2 separate regions of the Homo sapiens genome follow, and region 1 is linked to region 2. Evidence: read pairs that join two places in POLR2A ChIA-PET (ENCODE). Cell type or tissue: A673. All regions are shown on one strand. Links, peaks and the distances in the headings refer to the core of each region. The heading gives the core; the rest is flanking DNA.

The links. ChIA-PET counts read pairs that join two places held together with the same protein. Peaks named below come from ENCODE experiments on the same cell type or tissue, not always from the same donor. Only the 100,000 strongest peaks of a DNase experiment are listed, where the experiment ranks them.
Region 1: POLR2A ChIA-PET joins it to region 2 with 11 read pairs; 2 of 35 experiments call an interaction of 5 or more read pairs at or near these places.

The regions. Positions count from the first base shown.
Region 1 is chr5:121,870,551-121,875,550 of GRCh38, forward strand. All of the region lies in intron 3 of LOC105379149 (a long non-coding RNA gene), which reads left to right. It overlaps LOC105379148 (a long non-coding RNA gene), which reads right to left and starts at 1,990. Exons shown (of 3, transcript XR_001742863.2): 1 at 1,755-1,990. In A673, for the core only: a CTCF peak has its summit at 163 (motif pointing left); no DNase peak of the experiment used is centred there.
Region 2 is chr5:121,818,074-121,824,966 of GRCh38, forward strand. LOC105379150 (a long non-coding RNA gene) reads right to left here. Exons shown (of 3, transcript XR_001742865.2): 3 at 3,601-3,708. Among named protein-coding and RNA genes, the nearest start is that of FTMT, 30 kb to the right of the region's middle. In A673, for the core only: no CTCF peak of the experiment used is centred there; no DNase peak of the experiment used is centred there.

The sequences.
Region 1 (5,000 bases), core at 1-5,000, 51 kb after region 2:
TCCCAAGTACATTTTGCACAAAACTACAGGCTGAGGAGTAATTATGTTTATGCATGGGCACTTGGCATTTTCAACTTGAAAAACATTTTTTCCAAGTAAAGTTGATTCCATTTACAAGCGCAACCAGTTGGTTGCTAATGTTAGGACACCATCTTGTGGATAAGGTATCTAATTTGGAAACGTATTTGAAATCATTTACACAGTAAAATGCAAAAAAAATGTTCTTGATATCACAGAAATTAATCAACAGCTTTACCTTTATTAGCATGTCTACAAAAGGTATGGCTAATAAAAGAACACTGAATAATTTTTATCAAAAAAGCCTTTTCTCATTGTGCATCTGCTATGGACCAAATGTTGTATTCCAAAGTCAGTGTATTAGAAAGGCATTTTAGTGAAATCTTTATTCTACAGAGAATTAATGAAATCCATGTTAGTAAAGATAAACTTTCATTTGCTGCTATCACATAATGCTGAACACGTTTAAGATATAGATTGTTTGCCAATATATTGTTCTTGAGTTTTATATTGTCAATATTAAATACATATATTTAATATATATATATAGGAGGCATATAAGAATCTCAAATATCAAACTGGTTTTCTCCTTAAAAAATATTAATATCCACTCCAGCCTGGGTGACAGAGTGAGACTCCGTCTCAAAAATATGTATGTATATTAATATCTCCATTAACCTGCCTGTTTACTTAAATAAGAAAAGTAACACTTATAGGAATGCTGATACAGTTTGGCTTTATATAACACAATAAGTTAGCAGAAACAGAATACATGCCTAAGAAAGCTGAGCGCCAGTCTTTCCTCTGCAACTGATTAGCCACCTATCTTGGACAAATCAATTCACTTCCCATGCCTTAGTTATCACAGCTGTGACAAGAAATAGTGGATGCTTATCCAGAGAATTTTTGAAGACATAAAATAATACATATAAAATTTCTGCATCTACCGCAATATAGGAAATAAGAAAAACAGATCTGATTTTATTCCAGATCCTTGTTCTAATCCCTGTCCTCAAAAACAGCTATGGTTTCTTTAGGTCTTTTTTAAAAAATTCTGTGAACACCCACTGTATCTTCCAACACATTTTTCTTTTATTAAGCTGTTATGTGCAGTAAACCTTCTTGACTAACACAGCACTCATGTGATTTGGGGAAGGTAATTACATTTAGTTAATGGAGGAGGGAATAAAAATTCGGGTTTTCATTAAACGGGTATGGGTTTGAATTCTGACTTTCCCACTTATCAGTTGTATGACTTTTGGTCAGTTATTAAGCTTCTCTTGCCTTGGTTTTCTCATTTGCCTCACAGAGTTCTAAAAAGCACTAAATTAAGGTGTGTAAGGCATTTATCACAGTGACTGGTCTATGGCAAGTGGGATATGGTGAACAAGAAAGATTATTATTATAATTATTGTAAATGGATATTATTTAATTTGACATCCTCCCAAATCTCAAAATAAATCAGAGTATGAAATACTCATCATTCATAATATCTGTAAAAGAAATAATACTGTTCTGCATTGATGCCCACAAAATATCCACTTAGAAGAAGACTTAAATGGTATTTTTATAGTCTGAATTGATTTCCTCTAAATGGCTAAAGCTCTGAAACAACTTGTAACTTCCCATCTGCACCATAGTACACAGACCACAATACATCCAACTCTTCGAGAGATTTGAATCTTCACAGCTCATTAATCTATAATGAAAATAACTTATGAGCATCTTTGACTTACAAAGGCAACTTGCCTTCCTCATCATGGATTCGTGGCTCCTCCAGTAAACGTGGTGAGTCAAGGTTCTGCAGCATTCAAACAGCTTAACCATCAAAGTGACCAAAGGTCTTTTTGAAGGAGCTAAAGAAATAAAAGAGATATCCCCTAGTTTCTCTTCTGACTGTATGATACTTCAAAAAGTAAAAATACAAACTGACTATTTTGGAAATGTGAGATTGTGTTGTTTTTCAACCACATATGTGATTTTTTTGCCTTCGATATCTAGTTAATTAAAACAGAAGCATTTTACAAATACATAATGTCTCAGAAAATAAATCTGCATTCCCCTCCTCCCTCCCATTTTTTTTTCTAATTCAATTTCTAAACTTTAAGAATCAACTCAATTCTCAGCATATCCTTCTATCCTTCCTGATCCATTAGAAGTCCTAATGACCATCCTAGGCCATATTATACTTTATTTTATTCCATGTCAATAACTTGGAGCAAATAAAGACACCTCAAGCAGGCTAAAAACCTAGGATTTCATCAAATGTATAGCTTTTAAATATGAAATTAGCATTTACCTTGGAGAGAGGCAATCTGATTTTTTTCTGTTCATAAAAGTATACACTTTTTTTATTATGTTTAGACTGAAGAATTTATCGCATGCCTATTGTTTGAACTCAAGATTGTCTTTCATTTCACATTTTTCTCTTCAGTCATAACTGGATCACATTACTCACATTAAAAAAGACATAACATGCAAGAAAATAGTTCCAAATTCCTTTTCAAAATATGTGTGTACTTTTTTCCTGGCTTTCACAACAGCAAGGCATTTCCAATCTGTCTATGGTTTTGTTCTTGCTAGAATTTTTTATGCAATATCCTAAATAAGCAATTTTGGGGGAGGCATATTAAAGCGCTTAAACTTTTCATAAAAGAAAATACTCTTTTCTGGTAAGCTGTATTCCTCCATTTATTATTTATTTTCTGAAATCCAGCTACCAGTATTGCTGATTTTAGAGTATCAGCAGCTGACTGGCTCTGAGTTGGTAAGCACAGTCTACAATTGTCCTCTGTGCCTGTGTGTGTGTATCACTTGTTTAGGTAGGTGATGGTGGAGAGTGGTTTTTATTTTGAAATTTTTGATTGTAGAGGCTGACCATGTCATTAGGAAATATGTGTAAGGAGTCACACAATACTTATCGATTAGCTGCTTGGGCATCCAGCCCCTTAATCTAAGTCTTCACAAACTGTTACCTCATGCTATACTTTGTAAGTTAATGCAGGTCAGGGACTTCAAGAATCTCAAAATAACAGGTGGCTGGGATTATGTGGTAACTATTTTGAGATCACTGCTATCTGCTACTTTCCCTCAGTTACTGATACAATCCTCTAGGGACAATTGTTTGAAAAATCCATTATATTTTCTGTTATGTCCCTATCCCTACCCTTTACAAATTATAATTTGAACAATATTAGCACAATGTTGAGCTGTAATAGGCACTTAACATGATTTTTCTTGAAACTATTGTTTTCATACCAATCCTAGATTTCTTTCTTCCTATGATAACACCTCTATATTATACCCTCTGTGAAAAAGAGTTGTGTATTTCAGTAAGCTATATTTTGAGGTACTTCCTAATATATACCTTTCCATTTCAAATATTAGCATTTTTGATATTTGGTTATATTAATATTTTTAAATAGACTTTTATATACTCACACTGTCTACTTAATAACTTTTTAATTGTGATCAATAGTGCATTCTATCATGTGCTGATTCATTGGAAGCAAAGATTTGAGAGAAAATGTTCTGCATACTACAGTACTGCTTTCAATTGAATATTGATTGATCCAGCACATTTATATTAGGAGTTTTTTATTGAAAGTAATAGAGCTAAGCCCAGATTAAGAGTGCTCCATTGCTTTCAAAAAAGTCCAGTCATAAAACACATTATATTTAACATCTGTGGCCACTTTAACCTCCTAGCTTCCTATGACAGTATATGCACTGTCTTTTAACCCCTGCCAATTCAATATTATTACTTGTTTTGATGGTATATTTCCGAAATATATTGCACAGGAAACTGAGTTCTGGTCCAAGGCACCAGATAATTATTCTTGTAAATATTAATTAAAATAAAATAAACTGAAAATGGCATTGTTGTTATTTACTTTTTTATCTAGATTCTTATAACCTGACAATTCTACCGTCTCACTGATACATGATAGTCCAAGAGCTAAGATGATATTGCAGGACTATCATTAGAGGGGAAAAAAAGCAATTCTAAGCTGCCTTTAAAAAATATTCCTGGCTGAGCACAGTGGTTCACACCTGTAATGCCAGCACTTTGGAAGGCCAAGGTAGGGGGATCACCTGAGGTCAGGATTTCAAGACCAGCCTGGCCAACATGGTGACAGCCTGTCTCTACAAAAATACAAAAATTAGCCAGTCGTGATAGATTATGCTAAAATGTTCACCCTACCTGATACTAATTTTCCATTATGACGGGAAACACATATTAGAACCTACAAAGTAGTTGAGAGGGGATATGTACTTGATGGATGGAGAAAAATTGCCTCTGCAAAAATGCCTCATTTACATGATGTTAAAATGAATCATTTTTACCTAATTGGCATCACAGTTGAGCTGAATTAAGATAAACAGCTATAATTTATTAAGTTAAGCACTCACATGTGTATAACAAGATGCCCATCACAACAGAAGTACAGCCAAACAATATACTAAAGAGTCACAGATTTATTGACTATTTTAACTGAAAATATCTTTAAATATTATCTTGTCCTGATATGTTAGCCACTCATCTTTTAAGAAAAAACAAAGAACAGATAAATTCATGGGTGACTGGGTTGAAAAGGTGAGAACTGTTTAAGGCAGGTGTTAGAAATTTCTTTATTAAAAACTGCATATATTTAAAATATTACGATGCTACTGTTTAAGAAAGAATATTTGAAAATATGTATTAAACTTGTAAGTGAACAATAAGAAACACAAAATATTATTAATTTATGCTTACAAAAAAATATTAAACTACAATAGGCAGATTGCAGCTTCAATTAAAATTACTCTGTTCATTTTTTAGGCTACAATAGACATTACCAGAATTAGTTATAATTAATTTTAACCAGGTCTAAATTTAAAGGCATAGGAAATCTTTTTTTTTTTTTTTTTTTGAGATGGAGTCTCGCTCTGTCCCCCAGGCTGGAGTGCAGTGGCACGATCTCGGCTCACTGCAAGCTCTG
Region 2 (6,893 bases), core at 1,894-6,893:
CAGCTAAGAAATGTTCTGTTGCTCTGTGGGCAAGTAGAACTTATTCCTACTGGAATAAGTAGAAATAGCATTGAATACTCCCTTGGAGTCATCTTGCATGGGATAAAGAAACTGGGGTATTTCCACCAACTCCCATTCTTCATTAAAGAGATTGCTCCAGAGTTGTTAACTCTTCAGTACTGCTGGTCTGGCACATTTGTGGGTAGAGCGTAATCCTAGAAGCAGATAATGTTTCAAGCAGAGACACAGGTAGCCATTGGCATTCTTCCTGCAGGTGAACTTCAGGTGGGCTGAGGGGATGTGGGTGTGACACTGTCTGCTGTAGTGTCTGACCGAATGTGTCATTGAGCTGTGAGTGAGGTAAAGAAATAGATATGGTGGTAAAAATATCATTCTGGTGAAGATTGACCGTGGAACAAGGAAAGAGATGCAGTGATAGCTAGTGTTTTATAGTTCTAGCACTTAATTCATAGATTCACATTTCAGCACTCAGTGTTTCAACTGCCATCTTATGTGAGAAACCTGGACCTAAGAGGAGATAACTTGTTCGTCCAAATTTTCACAACCACCATGGTTCTGTGTCTCCTAACATTTACAATTCTGTGTTATTACATACTTCCTCACTAATACATCTTTACCTTAAAAAGAAAAAAGAAGGGACAAATAGGGATTGGCATGACCACCTGCACCCAGATAGGGCATTGGCAGCCCCTGGAAAGAGGTCTGTTTACCAGTGAAGTCAACACACAGCACCCAGGATGTGAACACCTCTGTTTCTTGAAATGTATATAAATACTTTTCTTTGAAGAACTCACTTTTTCTCTATCCTCATATATTCTGCTGTTTTTGAAAAAGATGACAATATTTTCCACAGATTGTTGCTTCTGTGCTTTATATGCACATTAAGATATATAAGTGAGAAAAACTGAATTTCTCCATTTGAGTATTAAAGAGTGAAGCTGGATTATCGAATTCAGCCATGTGTTAGTAATCCTCGAAATAAAAAGTTAGCATATACCACAGGAACAAAATTTTACTAAGCCAGATACATCATGGGCTTCTAAGAAACAACCTGAAAAGCTTTAAAAAAAGAAATCAATGTTAACATAGCATTTAATCATTTATAGGAGGACACCATTCTCAGGAGTATCTTTTAGTAACAGTCTGAAATTATATCCCTTAGTAGAAGAACATGCCTTTAGTCATTGGAGAGATTCTGGTGGCACCAAGTGATTTATTAGGGAGTACAGGAAGATTTGAGATAGTAAAGTCTTATATTTGAAAGATTATATCCTCTGCCTGGACAAAATTATATATAAGGGTAAAAATATGACATGAAAAAATGAGAGTACAACTATGAAATAAGAATGCAGTATAAGAGCAATAAAAATTGTTTAAATAATGTGAACAAGAGAATTTATTAATAATATCTAATATACTGAGTACACACCTGAGGGCAATGTAAAAAAAAGTCATCGTAACTGCTGCCATAAGCAATTTTAAAAAGAAAAAAACTATAAAGGAATTATTTTAATCAAGATTAAGTTTTCCAGAGACCTATGTGAGGTTGTGGCATACCTCTCAACCTTTCCTAAAAATCTTCCCAAAATGATGCACCATTTCAAACCTTTCTATTTAAGCGGCTTCAAAGGATCACAGTAAAACTTGGCCTGCTCACACATTTTAAATTCAGCTTTTATCAAACTGATTTATGATTTGAATTAGACTTATGTCAATTTGATTTATGTGTCTGCTCTTGGCCTATGCTATGTGTACTGACCATAACCGACTTGTCACTGAGGAAAGACAATCCACAAGGACAGGGATAATATACCTCCCAAAGGGCCATTAAAGGGAAATAACAGTACAAACCTTGTCCTTTGCTCTCTGTGTCCCGTGAGCTCCAAAAAGTATGCATCTTGCAGTGCCAGGCACAGATTAGGAGCACGGAATCCCCTGAGATAAGCAAACAAATATATCATGTGCTTTCTGGAAAGGTAACATCACTCATCATGTTCCTTTGAAACTATTTTTAAATAATGGCTGAGTTGGGAAACCATTTAAGACGCATCACCTGTTACCATTAAGTGATATTCACAATTCTAATTAGCTTGCATTGCTACACAGGGCCCTTGTGGTTGTCTTAAATTTTCTGATTTAAATACAGACATTTTTCTTGTCCCAGGGAGACACCATTATCAAGGTTTGGTGGAGAAAAAAATATATGAGACAAGTATTGCAATATCAATAGTCTCATAAAATTAAGTTCTTAGCCAATGAACTTGAAGACTTGATATTAAATTTCTAAGGTTATTTTTTAGCAGTCTGCCCTTTTAGGAACAATATTGTGATTTTACCATTAACAACTGTTGGCCAAGATAGAGAGTCCTATTTTCTTCACTTGTGATCTGTCATTATCAAATATATTCAAAATCTTCTTGCCATTGCTAAGCATCATTTTAACTTTTTTCTCTTTCTGTTGTTGTTCATTTCTATATTTAGCTTCCACAAATCTAAAATGAAAAATAAAGTATAGAACAGACTGTAGGTATCTATCTAGGATGTCAGTATTTTATTGGATCATCACCAAACAGTGCAATGACAGGATTCCCAAACTGGTCTGCTGCTTAACATTGCTTTTCAAAGATCTGCTGAAAACATTACTTCTTTAACAACTACAGTGTAATTTCTGCCAATTGCCACTTGTTGATACCTCCTAGGAAACCACCAAAAATTAGCTGGAAAAATATGTTTTGAAATGTTTAAGAGGAAAATTATTTCCTTTGAATATCTGTAGAAAGCAATATACCATGATTTTTGAGGGCTGTGTTGCTGCCAAAAAATGTGTTTGTCTAAGCAGAACTTGAGGTACGTGAAATTTTACATTTTCTATAAACTTAAAGCTGTAACCATCAACAACTCTCTGGCTACTTTCTTCTCTCTGGTTAACAACACTTAATAATAGGGTATCCAGAGAGTTATGAAAGCTTACTCTTTATAGATCTTCAATCAAGAAAACGGCCTTGTCCTTGGTAAGCTTACGTGTAGTTCTCTCATTGGAGAAACTGTTCTAAGCAAATCATGAAGTCCTACTTTCTCCCCAGAATATTAAGGTATCAGGTGCCCAAACTGGAAGGTTCTACTGGTCTCGGGAAACCTCAGGCAAACTGGACTCTTACCAGTTGCCTTTGATATTCTTAAGGAATTAATTTGAAAAACTTTATGCTTTCCCAAAATATCAAATAATACAGTAACATTTCAAAAGTACTACTCAATTTGAGTAAGGGACAATGAAATTTGCTTGAATTGCAAACATTAAAAGTAGTCAAAGCTTACTCAAAAACAAGGTGACTCTTTTCCCATATCTAACACCCTCTGAATACAATTCAAATTTGTGACTTGGTAAAATAACAAACTATGATAGGTTTTAGAAAACATTGTTGAAGCAACAAATGCCAAAGTTCTGTCTTATTACTTCTCTCATAACCATGGCTTCAAGCACCACACTGTTCTGCCTCAATAAAATGCACATCATTCAGAGAGCTGATGGAGGAGAAAGCAGCTAATAGCTCTGAAAGAAAGGAATGATTAAATACAGTGTATTGTGACTATTGTGTTTAATTTCATGATATATAAAGAAATTTAATGACTTATTTAGCTGTTTCTTCAGGATGGCTTCTTCTGACCTTTTACAGCTCATTCAGTGCCCTAGGAGAGAGGAAGATAAGAATGCATTTCAGATTCTTCCATTATCCTACAGTGTAACAGGTGGAGCATTTTCTGGTGTCACTACAAAACTTGATTAGCCTGGTTAGGAAGATGCTTTTCCAAAGGAGTGAAAGTGCTCACACTCTGCATGATGCTTTCCTTTCTCATTAAGCCTGACATTTCAGTGCTTTGTTGCAAACAAAAACTCATAATAGCACTGGACCAAGGGTATAAAATTTTGCGCTGTACACATAATACACTTTGTAAAAGGAAAGGGAGTGACAGAGTTGTTGATGTATGCTTTGTAGTTATCACTTTACGACAGTTACCAAACAGCAGCAGCTTTTTAGCTAGTTTTCAGACAACCGGTTTTGGACAGCTGTTCGAATATTGGCTACTCAACCAACCTATGCAATGATAATTTAGGGTGGGCTTTCGCCAGAAAACCAAGCATATTTACTCTACCCTTTATTCCAAATAAACAAATGGCCTACTTTCTCCGTAGCCAAAAATGTTAGCTAAATTCCTAAATTTCAATTTTGACCTTCATTTTAAGGAAAATGAGCATCTGTTTTACTTTTAGAAATGGAGACCTAACCAGAGAGTACCAGCAACCATTGGAAAAACATAGCAATGGTCTGTTAGGGGTGGAGTGGCTGTTTGATCCAGCTCAACTATCATTATGATCTAGGACTTAGATTTTCTGGAGATTGAGGAGGGGTGGCTAGCCATATGCATATGTCACTGTAACCTTCTCACACTGTATTACACCTCTTTATTTTCTTGATAGAAGTTTAACATTTGGGTGTGCTTTTCTTTTAATATTGAAAACATTTTTTAAATAAGTTGAATATTACCATTATTTAAACTGCCAAGTCTTTGCAAATTTTTTTAAATTTCCACTTTTATTTTAGATACAGAGAGTATATGTGCATATTTGTTACACAGGAGTACTGTGTGATGCTGAGGTTTGGAATACGGATCCAATCACCCTGGTAGCAAACATAGTACCTCATAGGTAGTTTTTTACGCCAACACCCCTCCCTCCACCCTCTGGTAGTCCACAGTATATATTGTTTCCATATTTACGTCCATACGTGCTCAATGATTAGCTCCCACTTATAAGTGAGTACATATGGTATTTGGTTTTCTGTCTTTGTATTAATTTGCTTAGGAGTATGGCCTCCAGCTCCAACCATATCCCTGCAAAGGACATGTTATTCTTTTTTATAACTGTGTAGTATGCCATGGTACATATATACCATATTTTTTTTATCCAATCTACCATTGATGGGCACCTGGGTTGACTCCATGTCTTTGCTATTGTGAATAGTGAAACAATGAACATATGAGTACATGTGTCTTTTTGGTAGAATGATTTAGTTCCTTTTGGGTACATACCTAGGAATGGGATAGCTGGGTCAAATGGTAGCTCTGTATTAGCTCTTTCAGAATCTCTAGAACGTTTTCCACAATGACTGGACTAATTTAAATTCCCACCAACAATGTATAAACTTTCTCTTTGCTCCACAGCCTCGCCAGCATCTGTTATTGTTTTTTACTTTTTAATAATAGCCATTCTGACTGGTGCAAGATGGTATCTCATCACGGTTTTGATTTGCATTTCTCTGATGATTAGTGATGCTTAGCATGTTTTCATATGTTTCTTGGCCACCTGAATGTCTTTTTTTTTTAATTTTTCATAGGTTATTGGGGTACAGGTGGTATTTGATTACGTAAGTTCTTTAGTGGTGATTTGAGAGATTTTGGTTCACCCATCACCCAAGCAGTATACACAGCACTCTATTTGGAGCCTTTTATCCCTCGACCCCTCCCACCCTTCCCCCCAAGTCCCCAAAGTCCATCGTATCATTCTTACACCTCTGTGTGCTCGCAGCTTAGCTCCCACATATCAGTGAGAACATTAAATGTTTGGTTTTCCACTCCTGAGTTACTTCACTTAGAATAATAGTCTCCAATTTCATCCAGGTGGCTGCAAATGCTGTTAATTTATTCCATTTTATGGCTGAGTAGTATTCTATTATATATATACACACACAGTTTCTTTGTCCACTCATTGATTGATGGACATTTGGGTTGGTTCCACGATTTTGCACTCGCAAAATGTGCTGCTATAAACATGTGTGTGCAAGCATCTTTTTCGTAAAATGACTTCTTTTCCTCTGGTAGATACCCAGGAGTGGGATTGCTGGATCAAATGGTAGTTCTACTTTTAGTTATTTAAGGAAGCTCCATGCTGTTTTCCATAGTGGCTGTACTAGTTTACATTCTGACCACCAGTGTAAAAGCGTTCCCTGATTACCGCATCCATGCCAACATCTACTGTTTTTTGATTTTTTGATTATGGCTATTCTTACAGGAGTAAGGTGGTATCACGTCGTGGTTTTGACTTGCATTTCCCTGATCATTAGTGACATTTAAGATTTTTTCATATGTTTGTTGGCCATTTGTGTATCTTCTTTGAGAATTGTCTATTCATGTCCTTAGCCCACTTTTTGATGGGATTGTTTTTTTTCTTGCTGATTTGAGTTTGTTGTAGATTCTGGATATTAGTCCTTTGTCAGGCTGCACGGATTGTGAAGATATTCTCTCACTCTGTGGGTTGTCTGTTTACTCTGCTGACTGTTCCTTTTGCCACGCAAACACTCTTTAGTTTAAATCCCAGCTATTTATCTTTGTTTTTATTGCATTTGCTTTGGGGTTCTTGGTCATGAAATCGTTTCCTAAGCCAATGTCTAGAAGGGTTTTTCCAGTGTCATCTTCTAGAATTTTATAGTTTCAGGTCTTAGATTTAAGTCCTTAATTCATCTCGAGTTGATTTTTGTATAAGTCAAGAGATGAGGATCCACTTTCTTTCTCCTACTTGTGGCTAGCCAATTATCCCAGCACCATTTGTTGAAAACAGTTTCTTTTCCCGTTTTTTTTTTTTTTGTTGTTGTTGTTTGTTTGCTTTGTTGAAGATCAGTTGGCTGTAAGTATTTGGGTTTATTTCTGGGTTCACTATTCTGTTCCATTAGTCTATGTGTCTATTTTTATACCAGTACCATGCTGTTTTAGTGACTATGGCTTAATAGTATAGTTTGAAATCAGGTAATATGATGCCTCCAGATTTCTTCTTTTTGCTTAGTCTTGTTTTGGCTATGTGGGCTCTTTGTTGGTTCCAT